2 separate regions of the Homo sapiens genome follow, and region 1 is linked to region 2. The links are chromatin contacts, found by Hi-C or POLR2A ChIA-PET in ENCODE. All regions are on one chromosome and are shown on one strand. Each heading gives the region's core, a stretch centred on a gene start or an enhancer-like site at or near the end of the contact. The rest is flanking DNA. Distances are from core to core; before and after follow the strand shown.

Region 1 (6,219 bases), core at 2,583-5,082, 60 kb before region 2:
TTGAGACCAGCCTGGCCAACATGGTGAAACCCTGTCTCTACCCAAAATATAAAAATTAGCTGGGCCTGGTGGCGCGTGCCTGTATTTCCAGCTACTTGGGAGGCTGAGGCATGAGAATCGCTTGAACCCAGGAGGCGGAGGTTGCAATGAGCCGAGATCGTGCCATTGCACTCCAGACTGGGTGAGTGAGACTCCATCTCAAATAAATAAATAAATAAATAAATAAATAAATAAATAAATAAATAAATAAATAAAATAAAATAAAATAAAAATAATAAAGTTTAAAAAGTCATGACCAAGCACATCTTCCACAGGGGCCACCCAAAGAAGAGAAAAGCAGCACAGAATTTAACAGGACGAATACCAGCAACATTTCTGGGGTCATGAGCACCAGAAAAGCCTGGGTGTTTACTGGGCAAGGCCCTGAGCCCTGGCAGCATGTTTCGTGTCATCCAAACAACTGCCAGTTGTTGAGTTTTAGCTGCAGGCCAGACACTGTGTTAGGCACTTCACCTGTGTTGCCTTATTTATCCCATTGGCATCACTCCCATTTTATAGATGAGGTGAGTAAGGCTCAGGGAGGTGAAATGACTTTCCTAAGGTCACACAGCCAGTGAATGGAAGGGCTGTGACTCATAGCCAAGTGCCTGACTCCAGCAGGCTGCCTCACTTGTTAGACCACACTCACTGAATACCAGGGCGTGGGCTCTGTTCTGAGGACCTGGCTGGGTGAAGTGGTCAATGTCCAAGTGTGCCTTGTGCCTTTGCTAACCTAGTTTTTCTTTTCTTTCTTTTTCTTTTTCTTTTTTCTTTGAGACAGGGTCTCGCTCTGTTACGCAGGCTGGAATGCAGGGCACGATGATCACAGCTCACTGCAGCCTCGACCTCTCAGGCTCAAGCAATCCTCCTACCTCATCCTCTGAGTAGCTGAGACCACAGGCATGCACCACCACACCCGGCTAATTTTTTTATTTTCTGTAGAGACAGGGGTTTTGCCATGTTACCCAGGCTGGTCTCAAACTCCTGGGCTCAAGTGATCTGCCAGCCACAACCTTCCAAAATGCTGGAATTACAGGTGTGAGCCACTGCACACGACCTAGTTTTCCTTCTATCCTCCTACCTTGACAAATGCACCTTCAGAAGGACCTGGAAGGTCAGGTTTGAATCTGGAATTCTCAGACTTTCCAGAGTTTGGCATCAGGACGTGGCAGCATGGACAGAACCCACTGAAGTCCCGGGCTGCCCCGCTCCCGACCTGGGCTCTGACCTGCACCCTAAGGGGCCTTGCATGCACGTGGACGCCCCAGCCCACATGTGCAAACACCATCCACACCCCCCATAAACAGCTCCCTTGGCTCAGGTTCAGGGATGCTCATACCCTTACTGTGGGCCACCCTCGGGAGGATGAGCTGGGGGAGAGACTGGTACAGGCCCTGGAAATGGCTTCTGATCTGATTGGGCAGGGGATTTTGGTCCAGGTACCTAGAGTGTGGAGCAGAAAAGTGGGAGTATAGGGTTCAGGTGGCTGCATCCCCACGGCTCCCTGAACCCCTCAGCCTAGGGGAAGGTGCATAGCCTGGAGGTACCAGACCAGAGCCCACTAAACACAGGGCTTGGCCAGAGGCCTCTCTTGCCCTGAGCCAAGGGTGGTGCAGGAGTCTGGACCCATCATCATTAGCAGTGGAGCAATAAACAGCCAAGCAGGAGGGCATGGTATTAGAAATCAGTACAAGATGGCCAGGCACAGTGGCTCACAGCTGTTATCCCAGCATTTTGGGAGGCCGAGGTGGGCAGATCGCTTGGGGCCAGGAGTTCGAGACCAGTCTGGCCAACATGGTGAAAACCCGTCTCTACTGAAAATACAAAAATTAGCCAAGCGTGGTGGCGGGTGCCTGTAGTCCCAGCTACTCAGGAGGCTGAGGCACAAGAATCTCTAGAACCTGGGAGGCAAAGGTTGCAATGAGCTGAGATCACACCACTGCACTCCAGCCTGGGCAACAGAGTGACACTCTGAAAAAAAGAAAAGAAAAGAAAGAAGGAAGGAAGGAAGGAAAGAAGGAAGGAAGGAAGGAGGGAAGGAAGGAAGGAAGGGAAAGAAAGGCAGGCATACAAGAAGGAAGGAAGGAAGGAAGGAAAAGAAAGAAAGGCAGACATACAAATGATGAAAAAACAAAGAAAACTAAAAGACCTGGCAGTTCTAAGACAGATGCAAATTGGAAAGGCAGGGCAGAAAGTTTTGCCACAAGTCCCCCTCCTGCTCCAGTTTCTAGGCCTTTCTGTGGTTCCTTTATGGCAGAAAGCAACCCCATGAGAGTTTGCATGGACTCTACCAAAGAGACCCTTCAAGTGATCTGCCAGCCACAACCTTCCAAAGTGCTGGGATTACAGGTGTGAGCCACTGCACACGACCTAGTTTTCCTTCTATCCTTCTACCTTGACAAATGCACCTTCAGAAGGACCTGGAAGGTCAGGTGGCCATGGTGGGAAATGGGTGGGCAGAGGAGCAGCTGCAGTTTCTGGAAGTGAGTTCAGACCTGGCTGAAAGAACTCAGGTTGCTCTTACCTGTTGAGGGCATGGTGACAGGGTGACTGTATGTTGCATAGTTAGGCAATCTGTTTTTAGCTTCACACCTATACTCTTCCTCTTCTCCAGGATTCTTCTTGGTTAAGTTAAATTCAGCAGGCTCCCTGTCATACTTGGAAATAGCTGGTGATATGGCAACATGGTTTTCAAAGAAAGTGTAATTGATGGGCAGCGAGCCATTGACTGAGAGGCAATGTAATGTTATATGTCGGTCTGTTTCTGTTTGAATGACCATAATGTTCAGCACTGGGGAAGTCACCGGGTCTGGAAGAATGAAAGTGAACATGAAAAGGATAAACAGACTGGGTGTGCTCACTCAGACCACAAATATGAGTGGAACCCTTACTCCACTCCAGGCTGTGGAACCAAGATGAACGACCCCCTTCCTGAGAAGTCAAGAAGCTCACGGCCCACTGGGAAAGGCCAATGGGCATGTGGCCAACCCCGTGCAGTGTGTTGTTAGCCGAGGTTCTCAGCTGAGTGCTGAGAAAGCCAGAGAGTGGAGGGCATCTCTCTGCTTTGAGGAATTGGGGTGCAAGCTTGCCCTTCCTAGAATTCACAATCTATTTATTGTTAATAATGAATATAATTTTGTCAATGATCCAGTTCTAAGTATGAAGCTGAGAAGTGCTTTTTTATGTTTATTTTTTATAGACATAGGGCCTTACCATGTTGGCCAGGTTGGTCTTGAACTCCTGGCCTCAAGTGATCCTCCCACCTTGAATTCCCAAAGTGCTGTGGTTACAGGCAGGAGCCACCACACCCGGCCCAAGAAGTGCTTTTATTCTCAATCCTTGTAAATTTACAGTGGGTTTTTTTAATCCAAAAATATCATTTTCTTTTCAATGTATTTATTTATTCAGAGACAGGGTTTTGCTCTTTCAACCATGCTGGAGTGAAGTGGCACAATTATAGCTCACTGTAACCTCAAACTCCCAGGCTCAAGTGATCCTCCTGCCTCAGCCTCTGTAGCTGGGACTACAGGTGCACACTGCTGGCTAATTTTTAAATGTTTTGTAGAGACAGAGTCTCACTATGTTGCCCGGGCTGGTCTCAAACTCTTGGCTTCAAGTGATTTTCCCACCTCAGCCTCCCAAAGTGCCGGGATTTCAGGTGTGAGCCACCATGCCCAGCCCCAAAAATATCGTTTTCTCCAACTGTACTTTTATTTATAGAACTCAGCTGCACAATTATCTTTCACTTCCTCCAAAGAGCAGGAAGTAACCCTGCTAACTAGATTCAAGAGAAATTCTCAACAGGAAATGGGTCTGCTACACTCTGTTAGATCATAGCCTATTCTATGACCTAACAGAAAAACCCAGCTATACATTTTATTATATATATATATAATGCATTAATAAGACAGTATTATAGGAAAGGAAGAAAAGCTGTTAAGTATCTATCATGTGCCAGGCGTGCCAGTCACATGATCTCATTTGACCTTCACGACAGTCTTGTAGTGTGGATAGTATCATGCCCATTCCACAGATGAACCAACTGTGCTTCAGAGAGATTGAGAAATTTGCCCAAGGTCACACAGCTAGTAAATGGCCGAGTTGGGACTGACTTCAAGAGTCCACACTTAAAAACAATTTTTTTTTTATTTACTTTCTTTTCTGTTTTGAGACGGAGTCTCACTCTGTCACCCAACCTGGAGTGCAGTGCCACGATCTCAGCTCATTGCAACCTCTACCTCCCAGGTTCAAGCAATTCTCCTGCCTCAGCCTCCCAAGTAGCTGGGGATTACAGGTGCCCACCACCATGCCTAGCTAATTTTTGTATTTTTAGTACAGACAGGGTTTCACCATGTTGGCCAGACTGGTCTTGAACTACTGACCTCAAGTGATCTGCCCCCACTCAACCTCCCAAAGTGCTGGGATTACAGGCGTGAGCCACTGCAGCCGGCCCTGTGTTCTCTTTAAACATTTGATGAGTGAGCACTTTGGGAGGCCGAGGTGGGCAGATCACGAGGTCAGGAGATTGAGACCATCCTGGCTAACATGGTGAAACCCCGTCTCTACTAAAAATACAAAAAAAAAAAAATTAGCCAGGCGTGGTGGCAGGCGCCTGTAGTCCCACCTACTCGGGAGGCTGAGGCAGGAGAATTGTGTGAACCCGGGAGGCAGAGCTTGCAGTGAGCCGAGATGGTGCCACTGCACTCCAGCCTGAGTGACAGAGCAAGATCCATCTCAAAAAAAAAATTTTTTTTTGATGAGTGAATCAGTGATTAATGAATTTGTGTTTATGGCTCATAGTTTCAACCCTTACTGGGTTGGAGACAACACTATGTTTTAGGCCTCATTAAAAACCCAGTAGTACAATTGCTTGCATGGAGTAGGTACTCCGTAGTGCCTATTGATCTGGCCTAACTGAAGATGATACAGTTTTATAATCTACCAAGATAGTTTTATTACCAGACTGTGTAATTACCCTAACAAATTGCAGGAAGGTCGTGCACAAAAAACATATGAACTGATGGGCTTATTGCTGAGTGCAGCAGGAGTCTGACCACTAGAGAATACCATCAGCTGTGTTCCTGCCCTCACATATCCATCGTATTCCAGTACCATGTTTGCAGGGATTTTCCCCCTCCTTCTTCCTTTTCCTTTCACAAGGAATATACTCAGTTTATGTCCAAAGATCATTGGGATTTTTTTTTTCTTGAGACAGGGTCTCTCTCTGTCACCCAGGCTGCAGTGCAGTGGTGCAATCACAGCTCACTGCAGCCTTGAACTCCTGGGCTGAGGCAATCCTCCCAACTCAGCCTCCTGAGTAGTTGGCACTATAGGCACGCCACCACGCTCAGCTACATATATATATTTTTTAACTTTTTGTAGACACACAGTCTCCACATAGTTCCCAGGCTGGTCTCAAACTCCTGGGCTCAGGTGATCCTCCCGCCTCAGCCTCACAAAGTGCTGGGATTACACCTGTGAGACAGCGCACCTGGCCAAGATAATTGGTTCTAACCTGGAGTCCGTAGCATTCTCTAAAACCTTATGCAGAAATTTGTATACGTAGTTTTATGAGCATTTCTCTGGAGAAGATATTCATTGCTATCATTGGATTATTAAGACAGTTATAACCTAAAAAGCTAAGAATCACTGAGCTACAGCAATGTCACCCAGTAGAACTTTCTGTGATGATGGGAATGGTCTACATCTGTGTTGTCCAATGTGGCAGCCACCAGCTACAGGTGTGGCTATCAAAGCCTTGAAATGTAACTGAGACTGTGGAGGGAAATTTTTTATTTCATCTAATTTTAATTGACTTGATTTTAATTATGGCACGTGCTTGTAATCCAAGCTATTCAGGATGCTGAGGTGGGAGGATCTCTTAAGAACAGGAGTTTGAGGCTGCAATGGGCTTTGATTGCCTGTGAGTAGCCTCTGCACTCCAGCCTGGGTGACATAGGCTATTAAATAAATAAACGTTGGCCAGGAGCAGTGGCACACGCCTGTAATCCCAGCACTTTGGGAGGCTGAGGTGGGTGGATCACCTGAGGTCAGGAGTTAAGACCAGCCTGGTCAACATGGTGAAACCCCATCTCTATTAAAAATACAAAAATTAGCTGGGCATGGTGGTGCATGCCTGTAATCCTAGCTACTCGGGAGGCTGAGGTGGGAGAATTGCTT
Region 2 (5,831 bases), core at 2,743-5,242:
GCTGGTCTTGGAACTCCTGACCTTGAGTGATCCTCCTGCCTCAGGCTCCCCAAGTGCTGGGATTACAGGCGTGAGCCACCACGCCCTGCCCCTTTGCCAATTCTTTAAAATGGTTGTGTTTTTGTTGTTGAGTTGTAACAGTTCTTTATATATTCAAGATCCTAGACCCTTATCAGATATATTATTTCCAAATATTTTCTCCCATTCTGTGAATTACCTTTCACTTTCCTAATGCTATCCTTTGCAATAAAAACATTTTTAATTTTAATACAGTCTAGTTTATCTGTTTTTGTTATTTTGTTGCTTGTGCTTTTGTGGTTTTGAGAACAGAATGCACAAACACCTGTTTTGGCTTCAGTGCCTGGGACATGGTGGTGCTCTTCCCAGGCCAGCGGCCAGGCCACTCAGGGTGGAAGACAGTAGGTCCCTTAACCCCTTGGGCTGTTGTGTGCCTGATCTGTTGTCAGGCCCTTCTTCATTAGGTTTAGAAGATACAGTCATCAGAAGAATAAAACCACTGTCTAGGTAAAAGAAATTTTTAAATATATAATATGAATATCTTCTTATTTATACCAGTACAGTTTCAAAATGTAATTTTTTTTTTTTTGTGGAGGAAGAGGTCTACAAAGGCAAAAATGCCTATGGTTATGAGTCATAATACAACCATGTCAGCCAGGTGCGGTGGCTCATGCCTATAATCCCAGCACTTTGGGAGGCCGAGGCGTGCAAATCGCTTGAGCTCAGGAGTTCAAGACCAGCCTGGGCAATGTGACGAGACCCCATCTCTACAAAAATTACCAAAATTAGCCGGATGTGGTGGTGCATGCCTACAGTCCCAGCTACTCGAGAGGCTGAGGTGGGAGGATGGCTTGAACCTGAGAGGCGGAGGTTGCAGTGAGCTGTGATCACACCGCTGCACTCCAGCATGTGCAACAGAACAAGAACCTGTCTCAAAAAAAACCCCAAAAAATCCCAAAAACAAAACAACCATGTCCCTTGTAACTGGAGGGGGCCTCCTGCAGGGGATGGAATAGCACAGACTCCTCCACAATGTCCCTGCCTGCCTCCCTTTTGCCCAGCTGCCCAACTTTGTGAGGGGCCAGACTGGGGTGGTGAGGGCAGCATATGGTGGGTGTGGAAGAAAAGGCACTGAGCGCTGCCCCTTGGGTTCACTAAGTCAGCTGAGCTCCAGAGCAGCGATTCAGATGTGGCAGGCCCAGCCAAACCAGATCAACAACTGTTGTTATTATTGTTCAATCATAACTATTGTTTTTTTTAAACTTTTTAATTAATTATTATTACTTTTTGAGACAAGGTCTTGCCCTGTTGCCCAGGTTAGAGTACAGTGGTGTGATCGTGGCTCACTGCAGCCTCAAACTCCTGGGCTTAAGCGTTGCTCCCACCTCAGCTTCACGAGTAGTTGGGACCACAGGCATGCACCACCGTATGCAGCTATTTTTTATATTTTTTTGTTGTTACTATGTTCTTACTGTGCTCTGCTGGTTAAATGTGCTTTCAAAGGCTAGCTCTTGTTTGATCTTCCTAACAAGCCTATTCAATGGGTAGATGGGCACATTATTCCCATTATATAGGTGAGGAACATGAGCCTCAGAGCATTTAAGCTATTAAGCTGCAGAGAACAGACAGGGAACCCAGGCTTCTGATTTACGCATTAGTGCACGTTCACTCCCAGGCTGGGGTGTGTCCCAAACCCAGTGGATGGGGGCTGTTGAGTCTGGCTCATCAACTCTCCAAGACTAATGAGATCTGAGGCTACAGGTGGGGGAAATGGAACGGCCGGTGAATCTCATTTCCAATCACCATTGTCATGAAATAGGTGGTTGGCCTGCTGTGCCCTCCGACATGTCTGTTGCCCACCTGCCTCCGCCTTCCTCCCCCCACTCCACCTCCAGTTGCTCAGAAAAACCACTTCCTGAAGTTTATTCCAGCAGACAGCTTTTTCTGTGCAGTTAACGAGTCGCTATGTTTCGGATCTGCGTTACTTCCCCGGTATTTGAAGGCAGGAGCACTGCAGGTAGGAATAACTGTGTGTCTGTCCTCCTTCAATTCTGCTTGGCTGAGAAGAAGCGAACAACACCATGGGAGAAACAGGGTCCTGGGTGAGTTTGTTAAGCCTGGTGGGAACTCCTGGGGTCCCTTGGTTATGTAGGAGTCAGTCTCTTGATCAGTTACCAAGAAGCCAAAGCCGTGTGGGAACCTTTGCCTCAACCCAATCAAGGAATCCACCAAGGTCAAGGGGAAGAAGTGAGGAGAAAGGAGAGGCCCACAAACGAATAAAAACCCATTCAATTTACTATATTGAAAAAGGCCAGGCCAGGCATAGTGGCTCATGCCTATAATCCCAGCACTTTGGGAGGCTGAGGCTGGAGGATCTTCTGAGACAAGAAGCTGGATTCCAGCCTGGGCAAGACCCTGTCTCTACAAAAAGTAAAAAATTAGCTGTGCGTGGTGGTGCACACCTGTAGTCCCAGCTACTTGGGAGGCTGAGGTGGGAGGATTGCTTGAGCTCAGGAGTTTGAGGCTGCCGTGAGCCATGATTGTGCCACTGCACTCCAGCCTAGGAGACAGAGTGAGACCCTGTCTCAAAAAAAAGATGTTGGCTGGGTGCGGTGGTTCATGCCTGTAATCTCAGCAGTTTGGGAGGTTGAGGTGGGCGGATTGCTTATGGTCAGGAGTTTGAGACCAGCCTGGCCAACATGGTGACATCCCATCTCTACTAAAAATACAAAAATTAGCTGGGCATGGTGGTGCACACCTGTGATCCCAGCTACTCGGGAGGCTGAGGCAGGAGAGTTGCTTGAACCCAGGAGGCAGAGGTTGCAGCAAGCCAAGATTGCGGCACTGCACTCCAGCCTGGGCCACAGAGCAAGACCCTGTCTCAAAAAAAAAAAAAAAAAAAAAAAAGGCCAGGCGCGGTGGCTCACGCCTGTAATCCCAGCACTTTGGGAGGCCGAGGCGGGCGGATCACGAGGTCAGGAGATCGAGACCATCCTGGCTAACACGGTGAAACCCTGTCTCTACTAAAAATACAAAAAATTAGCCAGGCGTGGTGGCAGGTGCCTGTAATCCCAGCTACTCCAGAGGCTGAGGCAGAGAATTGCTTGAACCTGGGAGGTGGAGGTTGCAGTGAGCCGAGATTGTGCCACTGTGCTCCAGCCTGGGCAACAGAGAGAGACTCTGTCTCAAAAAAAAAAAAAAAAGAAAAAGAAAAAAGACACACCAAAGATAATGATAATAATAATAAAAGGTACATACTGTATGAATCTTTACAAAATTCCAGAACATGGAAACTAATCAGAAAGCAGATCAATCTTTGCAGTGGGGAGGGTGCAGAGGGCAAGGGAGACGAGGGGCATAGGAACCTTTTGGGGGTGGTGGATGTGTCTGCTTCCTTGATTGTGGAGGTTGTTTCATCAGTATACACATGTCAACACTTTTCTGAGTGTATACTTTAAACACAGCTTATTTTATGTCAATTATATAATACTTCATAAAGCTGAACAGAAATTCAATTTCTTAATTAAAATTTTAAAGGTAATACTGCCGGGCACGGTGGCTCCCGCCTGTAATCCCAGCAGTTTGGGAGACCAAGGTGGGTGGGTGGATCACCCGAGGTCAGGAGTTCAAGACCAGTCTGGCCAACACGGTGAAACCCCATCTCTACTAAAAATACGAAAATTAGCTGGGCATGGTGGCACATGCCTGTAGTCCCAGCTACTCAGGAGGCTGAGGCAGGAGAATCACTTGAACCCTGGAGGTGGAGGTTGCAGTGAGCTGAGATAGTGCCACTGCACAACAGCCTGGGCAACAGCGCAAGACTCCATCTCAAAAAAAAAAGAAAAAAGTGAAAGGGTAATACAGTCACATGATTTAAATAACAAAAGTACAGAAAGCTTTACAAAGAAAAGTCCCCAACTGCTCAGTTTCTGCCACCCACCCCTCTGCCACAGATAATAAGAATCCTTTGCATCCTTACTGACTTTCTACAAGTTAATGTTTACCCTCCCCTACTGATTGTAAAGTATTCTAGTCTACTGTAAATAGCAAGTCAAACAAACGTTAATAACCTTAGAGTGTGAGGTAAACCCTGGACAGGCATGCAGTACTCATTTTTGCCTATTTCCAATTTCAGATACTTTTTCTTACATTATGGAAACTATCTGTTCATATTCTTTGCCCATTTTTCTATTGGATTGTTGGTCTTTTCTTTTTCTTCTTCTCTTTTATTTTCTTTCTTTTAATCAGGCAGCCTCCCAAGCCAGAGTAGCTTAGACAGACTCCCGAACTTTTTCTTCTTAATTTATGAGTGTTCTTCACACACTAGGGAAGTTAGCTCTTTGTCCGTGATGTGAGTTGCAAACATTTTTTCCAGTTAGTAGTTTTTCTCTTGACTAATTTTTTTTTTTTTTTTTTTGGCAAAACAGAACTTTTTTTTCATAAAGTACAATTTATCAATCAATTTTATGGCTTCTGGATTTTAAGTTTTAGTTAAACCAGCCTCTGCCATTCAAGGTTGTAAGGACTTCTTTTCTTCTTTTGTATTTTCTTCTAGAACTTTTTTTTTTTTTTTTTTTTGCGAGACAGAGTCTTGCTCTGTTGCCCAGGCTGAAGTGCAGTGGCATGATCTTGGCTCATTGCAACCTCTGCCTCCCAGGTTCAAGTGATTCTCCTGCCTCAGCTTCCCAAGTAGCTGGGACTACAGGCATGTGCCACCACGCCTAGCTAATTTTTGTATTTTTTAGTAGAGACAGGGTTTCACTATATGTGGGCCAGGCTGGCCTTGAACCCCTGACCTCAGATGATCTGCCCACCTCGGCCTCCCAAAGTGCTGGGATTACAAGCATGAGCCACTGTGCCTGGCCCCTTCTAGGACTCTTATGGGTTTATTTGTACATTCATATCACTGGTCCATTTGGAATGTATTCTGGTACACAGTGTGAATTATGGGATACAATTTTTCAATTTTCTAAAAAAAACATTTATTTTTGAAATAAAGCTTTATTTTATCATGGTATCCTGAAAATATTAGAATCATTTATGAAGCAATTGCCACATTTTAGAAATTTACTTTGGAACTTGAGGGCACGGGGTCTGGGGTCTTGGCATTTATCACTATCATTTGAATTGTTGCTCTGCAAAAGGTGCTTACTCTGCAGTGTCTAAAAATTACCATTGAAGCCAAAATTTATTTTATTAATCATGGTGTTTCCTTTTCTGTTCCCACATCAAAATTTGGTAGATGGGTGAGGGTAATTTCCAGTAGGTTGCCAAAGAAGATAGCTTATAGTGGGGAATGGCGAGCACAAAACAACAGCAAATAACGCAATGGAAAACATTCCTTTAGAAATAAATGGGTAAAGTGTGTATTGCTGTTCAAGGCTCTTATCAAAACTTCCACTGAACCATAGGTCAGAGAGAGGAATTGTTTTCTAGCTGGAAGCCATTACTTCTTGGTTCTTGCCCTGAGGTAGAGGAATCTGGTTTTGACTGTGGCCAGTTTGTATCTGTCTTAGCTTTACCATGGGGAAGTCCTAGAGGGTGGCATTTCAGAAACAATATGGCACCCTCAAGGCAGTGATCATCTGATTCAGACAATACAGTAGTTTGTCTTCATCCATCTAGACAATCATCCATTGCACTAATGCTTTTTCATCATCTACTAGGTTCCAGACACTCTCCCTGTCATCAAGGAGATTGCAGTCCATTTGGGGGAGGACAGGCCATTATGACACATCCTATAATAAAAGTGTCTGGCTGGGCGCGGTGGCTCACGCCTGTAATCCCAGCACTTTGGGAGGCTGAGGTGGGTG

The links. A loop is a pair of places that touch in the nucleus more often than their neighbours do. ChIA-PET counts read pairs that join two places held with the same protein, here RNA polymerase II (POLR2A). Pooled maps may share reads with other maps.
Region 1: a loop to region 2 is called in a pooled map, with 2.1 times the contacts of the local background. The contact joins two enhancer-like sites. A Hi-C loop is called at or near these places in 2 of 50 pooled maps. POLR2A ChIA-PET finds 5 or more read pairs at or near these places in 3 of 52 experiments (CD8-positive, alpha-beta memory T cell, OCI-LY7 and activated T-cell).

What each region holds. Positions count from the first base shown.
Region 1 is chr17:64,454,029-64,460,247 of GRCh38, reverse strand. It overlaps MILR1 (mast cell immunoglobulin like receptor 1), which reads right to left. Exons shown (of 10, transcript NM_001085423.2): 4 at 2,564-2,848. Among named protein-coding and RNA genes, the nearest start is that of MILR1, 8.0 kb to the right of the region's middle. RefSeq lists an enhancer at 2,843-2,902. Within about 2 kb of position 3,832, at least 5 of the 41 ENCODE cell types and tissues checked have a DNase peak (open chromatin) inside an H3K27ac peak, as active enhancers do.
Region 2 is chr17:64,394,518-64,400,348 of GRCh38, reverse strand. No RefSeq gene overlaps it. Among named protein-coding and RNA genes, the nearest start is that of PECAM1, 6.6 kb to the right of the region's middle. Within about 2 kb of position 3,992, at least 2 of the 41 ENCODE cell types and tissues checked have a DNase peak (open chromatin) inside an H3K27ac peak, as active enhancers do.